2 separate regions of the Mus musculus genome follow, and region 2 is linked to region 1. Evidence: chromatin loops called from intact Hi-C (ENCODE). Cell type or tissue: heart. All regions are shown on one strand.

Region 1 (8,000 bases):
CACTGTCTCAGAAAACATTTTGGGATACTTACCCTAAAAATAATATTCATTGTTTATCTGGAATTCAAACTTACTTGGGTGTCTGGCATTCCTCTGACAATCCCATAATCCTACTGGAACAGAAAGTCAGATCAGGAAGGGTGGAGAGTGAGAGATACCAGGCCGAAGTTTATTTCCTGAATGGGAGGAAGCCTAAGGGCTGATGGGGGAGGGGAGGGTCCAGGGAGCCTGACAGGAGTGAGTAAGGAGTGGGAGGCTGGGTCTACACGGTTGTGCTGTGCGCTGCCCACTCCAGAATCCCTTCCATAGCTCTGTGACTGCCTAGGCAGCTTTCCTGGAGTTTCCCAGCCCTGTGAGGCTTTGCTGTGTATCAGCTACCTCACTGAAGGTGCCCTCCTCAGAGGGCTTTCCCACTGGAGACGAGCCTCTTCCCTCTTTTCCATCACCTGTAGGAGCGGAAGTGCCCTGCAGCTCTTTGCTGGGACAGGAAGACAATTGTGAACTATACAAGAGGAGAGGGAAGGTGGGAGTTGGGGGAGGACACAGGTCCTTCCTCCTATAAAGGAGCCTTGTGGTGTTTTGTTTTGTTTTGTTTTGTTTTTTAAGATTTATTTATTTTATGTAAGTACACTGTAGCTGTCCTCAGATACTCCAGAAGAGGGCATCAGATTTTGTTACGGATGGTTGTGAGCCACCATGTGGTTGTTGGGATTTGAACTCGGGACCTTCAGAAGAGCAATCGGCACTCTTAACCACTGAGCCATCTCGCCAACCCCAGGAGCCTTGTGTTTTATTCACAAAAAATACATTTAATCCTGGCAGAAGCAGGCAGATCTCTGAGTCTGAGGTCAGCATGGTCTGAAGAGCAAGTTCTAAGCAGCTGAGTTACACAGCAAAACCTTGTGGTAGTAGGAGAGGGGTGGAGAAAGAAAGAAATGGGAAAAAAAAAGAAGGAAGGAAAGGAAAAAGCAGTTATTATGTTTCAGGCAGTGTTATAGGGTTTGGACATCAGGGACAATTTAGGTGAAAATGTGCATTCTAGCAAGAAAACAACAGGCATTTGATGTCAAAACCAATTGATAGAGGTCGCTCCATCTTGAACAGAAAAGAGAAAAAATCCTATTGATAAAATATTGGACTTTGTTGGGTGTAGTGGTGGATGTCTTTAATCCTTATCCTCCTGGGGAAGCAGATACAGGTGGATCTCCATCAGTTCAAGGCCAGCCTAGTCTTCCTAACAGATCCCAGGCCAGCCAAAGCTACATGGTGAGGTCTTGTCTCAAAAACAATAATAATCAGGGCTGTAGAGATGACTCAGTGGTTAAGAACACTGACTGCTCTCCCAGAGGTCCTGAGTTCAATTCTCAGCAAGCACATGGTGGCTCACAACCACCCACAATGAGATCTGATGCCCTCTTCTGGTGTGTCTGAAGACACCTACAGTGTACTCATACGAATAAAGTAAATAATTTAAAAAAAATTTTTTTAAAGAAAAAGACATGAGTGCCATGGACCAGGCTCAGTCAGCCCCTCTCAACCCATGGGGAATCAAGGTTCCAGACAGGTGGGCAAGGAGTTGGCGAGAATTGACAGACCCAGACACAAGGGAGTGCTGAATCTTAATGTAATTTTTCACAAAGCAAACAGCAGTCTTATATAATACAGAAAACAAAGGAGTAGGGTGTCACAGCAGGCAAGGTACATTTAAACTGTCTTACACAAGACAAGGAATGGCTTCAAAGGGCTGACAGGAACCAGGTAGTGTTTACAGTAAAGATAAAACAGCCCTGCCTAGCTAGAGTCAATTAATGACTGGTAAGGATTTCACACCCTAGTCACAATTTGTCCTTCTCCTTTGAGCCTTGTGAAAGCTAGCACCAGGGGGTTCTGCTCTAGCAGACCTTATGAATAATGCAAATCCACAACCCCCTTTTTCCTAGGCCTTGGTAAATACTTGCATATGAAAGTAACTTGGCAGTTCTTTTAAGTATCTGTAGGGAATTTTCATTTGTCAGAAGAATTCACCAATATGCAATGTAGTCTGCTATACCTGGCTGTAATGAAGATTCTAAGTATACTTTGCTAAGCTTGCCCTGAGACTTCTATCTCTTAGCCAGTAAAATACTGTAAGAAAGCACGCAAGACCTTCCACAATATTGCAGGGACAAATCTGGGGCAGTTTAGCTATGGGAATGCCAAGGTTCCAGGAGGCTAAGTTTCCTTGAAACTCTTTGCCTCGTGACTGCTTCCAGACTTTTAAACCTGTCTGTGACACGAGTCCCTACTGGAGTGGATGTAGCACATTAGGAATAGTCCTGTGGTGCTGTGTAAACAGACCCAACTAGAAATGGAAGTGAGCTGTGGAATAAGGAAGCTGGACCCTATCTGGCATCCACCAAGGCAAGGCCAGGGCCAGGGTCCCCTGTCCAGCTTCTCTGACCATCGGAATCATCCGAGATGCTTGTGAAAAAAGTGCAAATGCCCTGGGGGAATGTTTCCCTCCAGACCCGAGGGCCAGCTGTAAGCTCAGGCCCCAGGGGAGCCACTAGCCAACTCCAAGTTATAATCACTGGTGGCTGTGGGACCTTGGGGCTGGTCCTTAACTACTCTGTGCCTTGGTGGCTGTGTCTGTACAAAGAGAGGTAATAATAGAATGTGTTTGTAAGGTTTAAAAATAGTAGTTGTCAAGTGCTTGGGGCAAAGTTGAAAAGTCCCTTGTTACAGGTCTGGAGGGAGCCCGCCCAGTGACTCAGATGAGCTTGATCTCAGGACCTATTGGGATGAAGTTGCCTAGGCCAGGATTCTCAGCAGGGTCCGGATCACGCTGAATCCTTATTCCCTGCCCAGGGCCACCTTGTATCTTGGTCTCTTGAGCCATCAGGCCTGTTTGGAGTGTTCAGGATTGAGTTTGCCCACCCAGCCCCTGCTCCTATGCTATGGATGACTTCCTCCATCTTTTGTTTCTCCCTACCTCAGCCTCCCAATCAGGAAGCTCCCTTTAACATTCTTCTTACATATCTAAGAAATCCATCTCTGAGAATCATCACCACGTACTGGCTTCTCACTCTGACCTTACACAGGCCCTGCCTTCCCAGGCCTGCACTGTGTTCCAAGTGTTTACCAGATTCCTACCTCTGGCTCCCAGCTTTCCAGCTCTGCCTCTGACAGTGCTGTGACCACATCAGGCTCAACGATGTATTGATCTTAGCACGTTTCCCCCTGTGTAGGGACTGAAGCCGGCGATTAAAGCCAGGGTCGCACATATGTCAGGCAAGTGTTCTACTGTCCAGATACCATGACCTCACTGCCTCTTTCTAGTCCCACAAAAAGTAATTTGATCTGAAATTAGAAAAAAAATGGAACAAAATTTGGTTTTACACTAAGTATACTTCAAGTCTCAGTAGTCCTAAGTGGGTAGTAGCTACCATACAGAACAGCTCTGTGGGGCAAGGTGTAGACCATAGTTAACCCTTTACCTCACTATAAGGTGCCTAGCCTAGCCTGGACCAGACATTTTTAGTTTTTGAGACCAGCTCACATGTAACCCAGGCTGGCCTAAGCTAGCCTTGAATTCTTCATCCTCTTCCTTGCACCTGCTAAGTGCTAGAATTACAAGCATGAGCCCCCTAGATCCACTCTGTATTAGTTTGCTTTCTTATCATAAGCACCCGAATCCCATTGACATCTCAGTAAGAGAAAGACACAGATCTAGGCATGACCACTAGATGGCATGATCTGGCTACCAATGCTTGACAAGAAGGTAGGTGCCGACGATTTTGCAGAGACACAGTTGGAAGAACATTCACTCAGTGCTCTCAATGCTATGTTCAAAATAGAGGATCCTAGCCAGAACTAACAAATATAATAAAACAGACTAAATAAGGTAGGAAATATTGCTCAGTGCACTTCCGTTTCCTCTTTACTTACTGTGTATGTCTAGTGTGTGGATCTAAGTCTAAAATGTCATTCCCCCTTCAATCCACGCTTTATCACAGCATCAGATTGGGGGGAGATTTATGTTAAAAAGCCACAAGGGATCACCAACGAGGTTCAGCAGGTAAAGAGCTTGCTGCCAAACCTCAAACAAAGTTGGATCCCTGGGAATCACATGGTAGGTAAAGGAGAGAACAGACTCCCGCAGGCACATGGTTCTCTCTCTCTCTCTCTCTCTCTGCCTCTCTCTCTCTCTGCCTCTCTCCCTCTCTGTTTCTCTCTCTGCCTCTCTCTGTCTCTGTCTCTGTCTCTCTCTCTCTCTCACACACACACACACACACACACACACACACACATGTGTTTGATTTTTTTGTTTGTTTGTTTTGTTTTTTGTTTTTTTTGTTTTTCTGAGACAGGGTTTCTCTGTGTAGCCCTGTCTGTCCTGGAACTCACTTTGTAGACCAGGCTGGCCTCGAACTCAGAAATCTGCCTGCCTCTGCCTCCTGAGTGCTGGGATCAAAGGCGTGCGCCACCATGCCTGGCTGTGTTTTGGCCATTTTAACCCCTCTCATATTCACCCCACTTCCCTAAACCAAACAACTTTGTTTTCTTCAAAAAACAAAACAAACAAAAATCCTATCAAGTGCAATCTGCTGCTCACATTCTCTTGATGCTTGCACAGGGTTCCACTGGAGTGTGCTCAGTCTTCCAGGAACTACCTTCTTTTTTTCTTTCTTTCTTTTTTTTTTTTTTTTTGGTTTCTCAAGACAGGGTTTCTCTGTGTAGCCCTGGCTGTCCTGGAACTCACTTTGTAGACCAGGCTGGCCTCGAACTCAGAAATCTGCCTGCCTCTGCCTCCAGAGTGCTTCAGGAGCTACGTTCTTAAGGAACACCGACTCCCTCCTTCAGCTGCTCTCAGGTGCCAGTAGCTCCCCTCCAGGCGGGATTTGTCTGCCTCAAACTAATTAATGTTTTAATTAAAGTTCCTGGGTGGAGTGGAGGGAGGATAGCTTGTAACGTGTATAAAATGTGTGTTACTGAGATCCATGGCCAAAATGTTTGAGAATCCCCTGACCTGTTACCTGTAGATGAGGCATTGGAGGTAGGCGGTGTGTTTGTAAAAGTCTGCTCAGTTTTTTCCTGCTTTTCTGGTTGTTTGTTTAAAACACCACAGCCAAAAGCAACTCTGGGAGGAAAGGGAAGTCAGGGCAGGAACCTGGCTAGGAACTGGAGCAGAGACCAGCAATGAATGCTGCTTACTGGCTAGCTCTCAAAGACCACAGCTCAGAAAAGTCAGCTACCTCATTTATACAGCCGGACTCACCTGCCTAGGGGTGGTGCTGCCCACTGTGGGCTGGGCCCTCCTGCAGCAGGTAACAATCAAGAAATGTTCCTCAGAAATGCCTACAGGATGGGCATCTGACCGAGGCAATTTCTCAATGGCAATTCCTTCTTCCTGGGTGTGTCAAATTGACAACCAAGATTAGCTTCAGTTTGTTTTGTGTTTGTGTTATTTCAAGATAAAGTCTCGCTAAACTGCCCCAGAGTGACCTTGAACTCATCTATAGACCACATAGGCCTTGAACTTGTAATAGTCTGCTTCAGCTTCCTCAGAAGAATCAGGCAGAATCAACATAATAGCACGACTTAATGATGCACAACCCAGGAATCTGGGGCAGGGGGATTCCTGGAAGATGGAAACTGACCTGAGCTTCCAGTGAGTTCCTGTCTTCAAAATAAATTCTCCACTAGGTATGGTAGCACATCTTTAATCTCTACATTCGGGAGTCAGAGTCAGTTGAACCTCTATAAGTTGGAAGTTGGCTTGATCTACAGATTGAGTTCTAGGTCAGCCAGGGCTACTTGTAGTGAGTTCTGTCTTTCTTATCTATCTATCTATCTATCTATCTATCTATCTATCTATCTATCTATCTATCTATTGTGCATTGGTGTTTTGCTGCATTTCTGTCTGGGTGAGGATGTCAGATTCCCTGGGACTGGAGTTGCAGACAGTTGTGAGCTGCCATGTGGGTGCTGGGAATTGAACCTAAGTCAACTGGAAGAGCAGTGCCCTTAACTGCTGAGCCATCTCTCCAACCCGAGAACCCTGTTTTTAAGGAGAAAAAAAATCCCCATAATAAAAAGTTGCTTTAGTGGGGCGATGGTGGTGTATCCCTTTAATCCTAGCACTCAAGAGGCAAATCTCTGTGGGTCTGAGACCAGCCTTGTCTATAGAACTAGTTCTAGGACAGCCAGGGCTACATACAAAGAAACCCTGTCTGGAAAAACCAAAAAAGGCTGGGTGGTGCTGACAAGCACCTTTAATGCAAACACTCTGGAGGCAAAAACAGATGGATCTCTGAGTTCAAGGCGAACCTGGGCTACAGAGTGATTCCCAGGACAGCCAGGGCTACACAGGGAAACCATGTCTCAAAACAAAACAAACACAACAAAGCTAATTTTAAGAGAAACTGAAGAAAAATGAACATAAGTAAAGTGAGGCACCTCATCTAGAGAGGCTTCTCAGAGGAAACCTCTATTAGACTGAAGGAGAGAGAGAGAGAGAGAGAGAGAGAGAGAGACCTCATCCTTGAGGGTAATAGTGAGGGAACAGGATGTGGGGAGGTGGTGGAGATAACCCCCGAAGCTAGACAACCTCTGAGTGTTCCAGAAACTTCAAAGAGAGAGGGTCAGGCCCTGGACATGAGGAGACTGGGCAGGTGGCCAGGGTCAGCCCTACGGACCTCATGGGTCTCCTTAGGGAGAGGTCCTTCATGTGGGACATAAACATGGGCCTACCTCAGGAAAAAGCCACTCACTGTGAGTGTGGGTTAGGAGGCTAGAGCCTGAGAGCAAGAATCCAGTTAAGTCAGTCACAGGCCACAGGGCAGCGGGAGCCAGCCCAGCACCTGTTCTGAAGACTCAAAGCATGCCCATTACCACTACAAGCCATATGTGCAGCCCACCCCCACCCCAGCTACATTGTAATTTTTATTTAGGGGTTGTGTTGTTTTGTTTGATGTGTGTATTCATTTATTTAGGTTTATTTAATTTTATGTGTATGGTGTTTTTGCCTGCACATATGTGTGTGTACCACGTGTGTGCCAGGTACTCAGAGAAGCCAAAAGAAGGCATTGTATCCCCTGGAACTGGGGTAATTGTGAACTACCATGTGGATGGTAGGAACCATACCTGAGTTCTCTTCAAGAATATCAAGTACAGCCTGGTGTGGTGGCACACGCCTTTAATCCCAGCACTTGGGAGGCAGAGGCAGGTGGATTTCTGAGTTCGAGGCCAGCCTGTTCTACACAGTGAGTTCCAGGACAGCCAGAGCTATACAGAGAAACCCTGTCTCAAAAAACAAAACAAAACAAAGCAAAAACAAAAACAAAAACAAACAAAAAAAAGAAGAATATCAAGTACTTTTAACCCCTGAGCCATCTATCTCTTCAAGCCCCTTGGTGTTCTTATTTTGAAACAGGGACTCATGTAATCCAAGCTGGCCTCAAAGTTATTATGTTGCTGAGGGTGACTCTTGAACCCAGTATGTTAGAGGGTCAGAGGCAAGGTGACTGATCAAGGTTAGGAAGCAGCATTTCAGATGGTGTTGAAGAACTTGTGCAGGTTTGGCTCCCAGCTACCCATATGGTGGCTCAGCTGTCAGCATAGTGTGATTGCAAAGGCCAGATTTCAGGTCCAGTAAAACAAGAGCTGAGTTCATACTCTACTTACCGGCTCTGTGATGGAGCAAGTCATTTAGCTCATCTGAGCTTCAGCCTGCCCATCTCTACAAAAGAGGATGCAATAGTTGTCCCTACAGCATTGCCATGGTGATGAATGACAAGTGTCTCATGCAGGTCTTCTGTTTAGCAGAGTCTAAACTCTTGTTTTCCCTTTCCCACAACTGAACATTTATTACACTCCAACTGCCCAGCAGGTGTTAGGGGATGGGGGAGGGGGAGAGGAAGTGGGGAGGGGGGAAGTGTGTTGGGTACCAGGAAAGAAGCATGCTGCATTGCTCCTGCCTATGGGGAGGTAGGCTCCCTTTAAATCCTGCATAACCTCAA
Region 2 (8,000 bases), 49 kb after region 1:
AAACCGAAAAGTAGCAAACAAACAAACATCCAAACCAAACAAGCTAGAGAGGAGGCTCAATGTTGAAAGCACTTGCTGCTCTTGCAGGGGACTCAGTTCAGTTTCCAACACCCACATCCAGCAACCACACCCAGAAGATCCAGTGCCCTCGTCTGGCTTCCACAGGCACAAAGCGTGTACAGATCTACATGCAAGCAAAACACCCATATGCAAAATAACAATAAAATAAATAAATCTTAAAATGTTTTTCAAACACTGGGATTACAGGCATGTCCAACCATGCCCTGGCGGGTCTTTATTTCTTTGTTTCTTAGACATGGCGGGGATCATCCTAGAGGCTGTGGCTTGTAGACCAGGCTGTACCCCTGCGCCATATCCATAGCAGCTCCTTGTCCCTTTAACTTTATTCTGATAACCAAATCAATTTAGGGGCTGGAAGGGAAGCCTTACATTCATGAATCCCCAATGTCTCGTGAGCCAAGCATGGTGGTCTACACCTCTAGTCCCGGTATTCAGGACACAGAGTCAGGAGGATCAGGTATTCCACAGGATTCACAACTACAGAAAGCACTTTGGTTCAACCTGAGACACATGATGCCCTGTCTTTAAAAAGAAGTGTCTTGGTACATGCCTATAATCCCAGCACTCAATAGACTAAGAAGGAAGATTTTTTTTCTAACATTATATACATTTATATTATGAAAGCAATAGGGTTTGCCTTTTTATTTTTTTTTTTAATTAATTTTTTTTTTTTTTTTTTTTTTTTTTTTAGGAATAATCTCAAACTATAGCCCTGGCTAGTCCTGGAAGTCCCTGTGATGACCAGGTTGGCCTCTTGAATACTGGGCCTAAAGATATATACTACCATGCCTAGCTAAAAATGTAATTTTAAAAATGGCTAGTGTCAGCCGGGCAGTGGTGGTGCATGCCTTTAATCCCAGCACTCAGGAGGCAGAGGCAGGCAGATTTCTGAGTTCAAGGCCAGCCTGGTCTACAGAGTGAGTTCCAGGACAACCAGGGCTATAGAGAGAAACCCTGTCTCAAAAAACAAAGAAAAAATAAAAATAAAAACATAAATGGCTAGTGTCTATCAGGACCACATAGAGAAACCTTGTCTGAAGAAAACAAAACGACCAGCAAAATGGCTCATTTGATAGGGGCACCTGCCACCAAGCCTGACACCCCAGGACTCACACAGAGAGAACTAACTCCCAGAAGTCCTTGAGCTCCAGATACGTGCAGTGTGGTGCACCCCTCCCCCTCCACAAATAAATGCAACAAATGTAATGGATTCTAAAATGTAATATGGAGGAGCTTTATCCTAACTGGGATGAGTATGAGTTGGAATAACCCTTCAGTGTCTAAGGCTAGCTCATGTCAAGAAATTTTCTGAGGTCCTGGCTATCATATTGAACTGTGTGTATTAGACATAACATCAACTCCAACATGCCCAGATGGCGATCAAGTGTCCACAGCATGAGTACAAATCAAATGTATGAGTCCTGTAGCCACTCCTCCAAGTCTGTATTTAATCACTTCAGGTGCTGTTAACCAGAAGTTTCCATTCACGGCATCGCCTACCACCCACTCCTCTCCCACCCATTCCTCTACCACCTATTACTTCCTTGCTGCTTAATTCTTTCTAAGACAGGGTCTCTCTGTGTAGCCCTGGCTATGCTGCAACTCACTCTGTAGATCAGACTGGCTTCAAACTCAAAGAGATCCCCTGCCTCTGCCTCTGAGTGTTGAGATTAAAGGTGTACATCACCACTTCCTGGTTTTATTTTCAGTTTTTGAGACAGAGTCGCATTGCAACCCACTGGCCTCAAACTCAATACGTAGCTGAGGATGACCTGGGCTTCTGATTTTCCTGCCCAGCCCTCCCAAGTGCTAGAATCACAACCCAGCACCATCCTATCCAGCTGCTGCCTGAATGCAGACTCAGTCTGACTGCCTCTGGTCAAGTCTTGGCTGTGAAGGATTAGCTGTGTGACGAGTGAAGCCAGTTAGCCTCTCTTTGCCTTAGTTTTCTTCTCCATAAAACCCACATATTACCTCCATATGAGGTCATAGCCTACATCAGCCAAGCATGGTAGTGCACACCTGTGATCCCAAAACTCGGAAGGCAGGGGCAGAATAACTATCTCTAGGACAGCCTGAGCCACATAGTAAGCCCTAGGCTCGATTCCCCCAGTGCCTCATAACCTGGGAATGGTGGCACACGCCTGCCTGTAATTGTAGGACTCAGGAGAAAGAGACAGGAAGGTCAGAAATTTAAGGTCATTCTCTGCTTCATTAAGTTTGAAGTCAGCCTGGGATATATAAGACCCTGTCTCAAAACAACAAAACAAGGGGCTGGAGAGATGGCTCAGTGGTTAAGAGCACTGACTGCTCTTCCGAAGGACCTGAGTTCAAATCCCAGCAACCACATGGTGGCTCACAACCATCCATAATGAAATCTGACGCCCTCTTCTGGTGCATTTGAAGACAGCTACAGTGTACTTAGATATAATAATAAATCTTTAAAAACAAAGAAAGTTCCCAGCACTTGGGAGGCAGAGGCAGGAGGATTTCTGAGTTCGAGGCCAGCCTGGTCTACAGAGTGAGTTCCAGGACAGCCAGGGCTACACAGAGAAACCCTGTCTTGAAAAAATCAAAAAGAAAAAAGAAAAACCAAAAAGGAAAACAAAAAAGACAAAAGAGAAAAGACTTTGCTGTCCCTCTCAGCGTGACCATCATTATGCCTACATGCCTCAATGATGACAGTCCCAGTAAGATGAGGAGGCATCCAAGCTCATAGGTGAGTCACAGAGGCCCCTCTGAAAGTTGCAGCTTGCAGAAAAGAAGATGAACAGCCTTGGTGAACCTGGGAATTAGAAACAGTTTCTACTGAGTGCGAAGGCTTTCCCACCATCGTAAAGGCAATGAATGGGAACCTGAGGCTCAGGAGATAGGAGACTGTTTTTATTGGGACTGTAGCACACAAAGACAGTTGTCCAACCTTGAAGTGGATTCTGTGTGTGAGCCTAGGTCCGGCCCAGGAGTCATGAGTGCCCGGTTTATGGGCACAAGTCACTACTTCTGGTTTAGTCTACTACTTCTTTGTATTATTATTATTATTATTATTATTATTATTATTATTATTATTATTATTATTATTATTATATTTTATATATTTGGGTGTTTTGTTGGATGTTTGTGTGTGTGCCATGTATGTCTCTGGTATCCATGGAGTCCAGAAGTGGGTGTTGGATCCTACAGAACTAGAGACAGTTGTGAGCCATCTTGTGAGTGCTGGGATTCAAACCCAGGCCCTCTGGAAAAGCAGCCACTGCTTTCAACCGCTGAGCCACCTCTCTAGCCCCCTTCGTCCATGAATTCCCAAGGAAGTTGTAAAGACCTGCTTTCCCTCAGCCTCTTAAGAATGTCAAAGGCTCCCTCTGCTGGACAACCTCTTAAGCTTGGGCTGAGCCCCAAAGCTTGACAAATCTAGGTTCAGTAAAGTGGGTTGATTGCCCTTTAAGAGGCAGTACCTAGCTTTCTGGTTGCCATGGAGACTACTAGTCACAGACTGACTAGCCTCAATAAAATGTCTTCCAAAGTTTCCCCCACTGGTGAGGAATGGACTTCTGGTCTGTGGGTGGAGGGAGAAGGGGTATTTGTCCCTTGCAAACCCACCAAAGTGTGGTCTTCGCAAATTTAACTTTTGGGGATGGGGATCAGAACCAGGTATCCCTACCTACTCTACCCTTTTCTCTAGAGTCTGACTTATTAGCTTTTTCTTCCTCTTGTAGTTTCCAAAGCCAAGGACCAGCATCACTTAGGCCAGCTGCAGCAACAGCAGCAGCAGCGGCAGCAGCAGCAGCCATTCCCAGAAGCCAATGCTGAAGCCATCAGCTTTCTCAACTCCTTCTGTGAGCCAGATGGTGGGGCAGGCGTGGGGAGGAGAGGTACAAGTCTCTCTCTCCACCCGATCCTCTTGAGATTCAGAAAAGACCTGTTTGCTAATGAACATGGAGGGACAAGCCTGTCGGGGAGAGCTTTACCAGCTGGCACCGAGTGATGACAAGGAGGAGTGACGGGGCTGGTTAGGAGATGGGAGACGTGACAAGGGGTGAGTGGGTGGTGTGGGGTCTAGAGGCTGGGCCTGGAGAGACAGCTTCTCTGCACCACCCAGGGCTGGAGGATATGCTCCTGTTCTTCCCGGAGACTCTGGCCATCCTCTCAGACACAGGGGAACCTCAGGGAGAACTGACCATTGAGGTGCAGAGGGGGAAGTACAAGGACGACATAGGGATCCTGACCCACTGTCTACTGGTCCACGCCTCTAGCCGCGGCTTCCTAGACAAATCGCTGTGTGGGAGCTCCCTCCTAGGTACAGCCCTGACTGCTGCCTGTCCCTCACATCTTCTCTCCACGCCCCACCCCCATTCCAATCCATAGGTCCTTAATTGGGACCTGCCCCTTGACTTACCTGGGAGAGGGTAAAGCCTGGGGGAGGGGAAGAAGAGGAAGGGGGAGAGGAGAGGGAGGAGGAGGGGAGGTCATTCCCAGTCACATACCCAGGACAAGAACAGTGTTGACCACCCTGTCATTTTCCCATGGCCACGTTGCCCCAGCCTGGGCCAGCCCGTTCCCTAGCGTCCATCCTATGACATCAGTGCCTCCCTGTACCCCAGGCTACCTAAACAACAATCTGGAGCTGATGGAACAGCACAGTCAGGAGTTCATCAAGGTATTTACTCCCAGCCTCCCCCAGCCTTGCCCCTGCTCCAGGGTAAGCCAGAACATGGGCTTTACGAGGGTGGGAGGGACCTCTGGAGAATATCACACTCCCATATCCCACCAGCCCGAACCTGCACCACACACGGTTGGTTTGATAACCAGTCACCTCCATTACTGCTGCTGATGTTGTCTGGATGCACAAACCGAGCCCAGCCCACTGGCCTCCTCCGGCCTGAAAGCCTGGTCCACTTCCCAGAGCCACGTGACCTGACCTTTCCCAGAGCCTGTCACTATTTAGCCTCCAAATCTGGCTCTATCCTCTTCACCCAGTCCCTTCAGAAACTTCCTCTGTGGGGCCATGCCCTGTCTAAACATGGGAGATGACTTGGGCCTAACAGCCTTCTCAGAGAATCTGTTCCCAGCTTCCAGCCTGTGTTCCGTTCTGAGGTTTACAGCTGTTCATCTTTCCTATTACATACTATGGGCCTATTTCTGACTTCCACCATAAATGGAAGATCTCCTTTCCTCCCTCTCCTCCCCTTCCTTCCTATTTTGAGGCAGTCTCATAACTAGACTGGCCTCAGACATGGTGTGTAGCTGAGGGTGATTTGGAACCCCTGACCCCCCTCCCAAGTGCTGGACCACCACACCAGGCTATGAGGACCACCACACCAGGCTATGAGGCTTTTTGTTCATCTTTTTGTCTGCTTGCCCGCCTGCCTGCCTGTCTTATTTTATCTTTTTTATTTATCAAGACAGGGACTTTTGTCTTATTTTGTTTATAAAAAACTAAGATTGACTGCATTTGCCTATAATCCCAGTGCTTAGGAGGCTGAGGCAGGAGAATTGTTGCAAGTACAAGGCTATCCTGAGCTACATAGGGAGTTCCAGGCCATTCTGAACTATTTTTTTTTCTCTCAGAAAAACAAACCACAGACAAACAGCGTCGAAGATAGGATGGGAGGTAGCCTCTCAAGGGCGAGCACGTGATTGTCTCTCCTGTGTGCTCTGCTCTTCAGTTCCCTGTCCTTCCCATGGAGAGGAAGATGAGCGTCCTGAAGCAGGATGGCCAGTTTGTTGTGACCAGAAGTGTCAAGGAGGGTGAGGTAAGAGTGAAAGCCAAGTGGGAACCCCTCCCACATCCTCAGAACCACAGCAGGGACGAGCTGTGCGAGGTCAGGTGCTTACATAACCAACACCCTGCTCCAACACCTCCTGCCTCTTCTGAGCTCCAAGATCTGCCCCAAACAGGAAACGAAGACCGGAGTCTCTGTTTTCCCCTATAAAACATTCAAGGGCTTTGTCTCCAGTGCAGCCAATGTGGTGCTGCTGAGAGTGATGGCCTGGCAGCAGTCGGTGCCCAGTGGGGCTCGCTTCCTAGCCTTAGACTCGGAGGGCAAGCTCTGCCATTGCACCTACGTGAGTACTGTCTCTGGGCAAAGGAATCAACCTGGGGAGAACTAGAAGGGTCATGAAGGCCACTGAGGTGGGAAACACAGATGTGATGTGGGAGGGTGGTAAGCAAGGTGGGTTGGGTCTAGGTCCTGAGGGCAAAATGAAGTACACTGGAGCAACAGCAGTTAGACAAACGTGGTAGGAAGAAGAGTGAGAACAGAGCACCCGGGATAAGTGGGAACGAAAAGGTGGGAAGCAACCTTCTGTACATAAAGGTCACTACACAGAAAAGACTCATGGAAGCCTGCTTTCTAAACACCTGCCTTCTAAGGCTGGAGAGACGTTCAGTGGGGCATGATGAGGCTCTGACTTTGATCCCCAAGCCCATGTAAATGCTGCACACATATAATCCCAGAACTGCAGCAGTAAAGACAGCCTGAGTGCATCAGGCTGCCTCAGGGCCCAGTGAGAGAGAGAGCCTGTCTCAAAACCAAGGTGAGGGCAGAGAGATGTCTCAGTGGTTGCGAGCACTTACTGGTTTTGCAGAAGACACAAGATCAGCTCACAGCACCCACATGGCAGCTTACAACCTTCTGTAACCCAAGTCCCAAGAGGTATACATCTACATCTACATCACATCTACATCTACATCACATCTACATCTACATCTACATCTACATCTACATCACATCTACCATCACATCTACATCTACATCACATCTACATCTACATCACATCTACATCTACATCACATCTACATCTATATCACATCTACATCTATATCACATCTACATTTACATCACATCTACATCTACATCACATCTACATCTACATCACATCTACCATCACATCTACATCTACATCACATCTACATCTACATCACATCTACATCTACATCACATCTACATCACATCTACATCTACATCACATCTACATCACATCTACATCACATCTACATCTACATCACATCTACATCTACATCACATCTACATCTACATCACATCTACATCTACATCACATCTACATCTACATCACATCTACATCTCCATCTACATCACATCTACATCTACATCTACACACATATATATGTATACACATATATAGCGCTTCTCGGCCTTTTGGCTAAGATCAAGTGTATGTATACACATATATACGTGTATGTAGGTAAAACATTCATACACATAAAGATAAAAATTTCAAATAAAACAAAATAGTTTCTGAAGAACCCACATACATGCATGCTAAACACCCACACACATGTGCACCTACGAACACATATACCAGTTTGTTGTGGCCCAAACTGGTCTTACCCCACTTCTCTGACAGAGTTTCACTGTGTAGCCCTGTCCATCCTGGAACTCAATCTGTAGACCAGGCTGGCCTCGAACTCACAGAGAACTGGTTGCCTCTGCCTCCCGAGTGCCGAGATTAAAGATATGTACCACCAGCTCCTGGGCTTTAGGCTCTCAACCCTCATGCCTTAACTCCCCAAATGCAATTACATGTGTGCACCACCACACTAGGCACTCTTGCAAATGTGCATACAGGTTTGTGCAGGTAGAGGACGGAGGTCGGCCTCAGGTTTTTTTTCTAAAGCACTGTCCACCTGGTTTTAGAGACAAGGTCTCTCATTGTATAGCACCTCCATCCCCATACTGGTCCTCCCTGTAACAAAATGTGCAACTAGCAGTGCTCCTCCATTGAGATGGCTTGAGAAGAGGGTGGCGGGAGCTGACTATTAGAGTCTGAAACATATCCTGAGAATTCAAACTTTGTGTCATATAAGGAACTGAATAGCTAAGCTTCAGTTCCCAGTGGTGAGCTGGGATGAAGACCCGAGGAGAAGGAAACACCTTCACCTCTAGGAGAAGGGGACACAA

What was found. Hi-C counts contacts between places; a loop is a spot of excess contacts. Peaks named below come from ENCODE experiments on the same cell type or tissue, not always from the same donor. Only the 100,000 strongest peaks of a DNase experiment are listed, where the experiment ranks them.
Region 2: a loop joins it to region 1, with 6 times the contacts of the local background. A loop is called at or near these places in 23 of 42 quality-filtered maps.

The regions. Positions count from the first base shown.
Region 1 is chr1:74,309,785-74,317,784 of GRCm38, forward strand. All of the region lies in intron 2 of Pnkd (paroxysmal nonkinesiogenic dyskinesia), which reads left to right. Among named protein-coding and RNA genes, the nearest start is that of Tmbim1, 9.4 kb to the left of the region's middle. In heart, a CTCF peak has its summit at 3,724 (motif pointing right); DNase peaks (open chromatin) are centred at 217 and 3,727; H3K27ac peaks cover 1,640 bases.
Region 2 is chr1:74,358,573-74,366,572 of GRCm38, forward strand. It overlaps Catip (ciliogenesis associated TTC17 interacting protein), which reads left to right and starts at 3,563. Exons shown (of 10, transcript NM_001379457.1): 1 at 3,563-3,614; 2 at 3,795-3,950; 3 at 4,178-4,375; 4 at 4,680-4,735; 5 at 5,745-5,831; 6 at 5,977-6,144. The coding sequence starts at 3,590. In heart, a CTCF peak has its summit at 3,450 (motif pointing left); DNase peaks (open chromatin) are centred at 3,469, 4,399, 5,019, 5,939 and 1 weaker place; H3K4me3 peaks cover 511 bases; H3K27ac peaks cover 1,780 bases.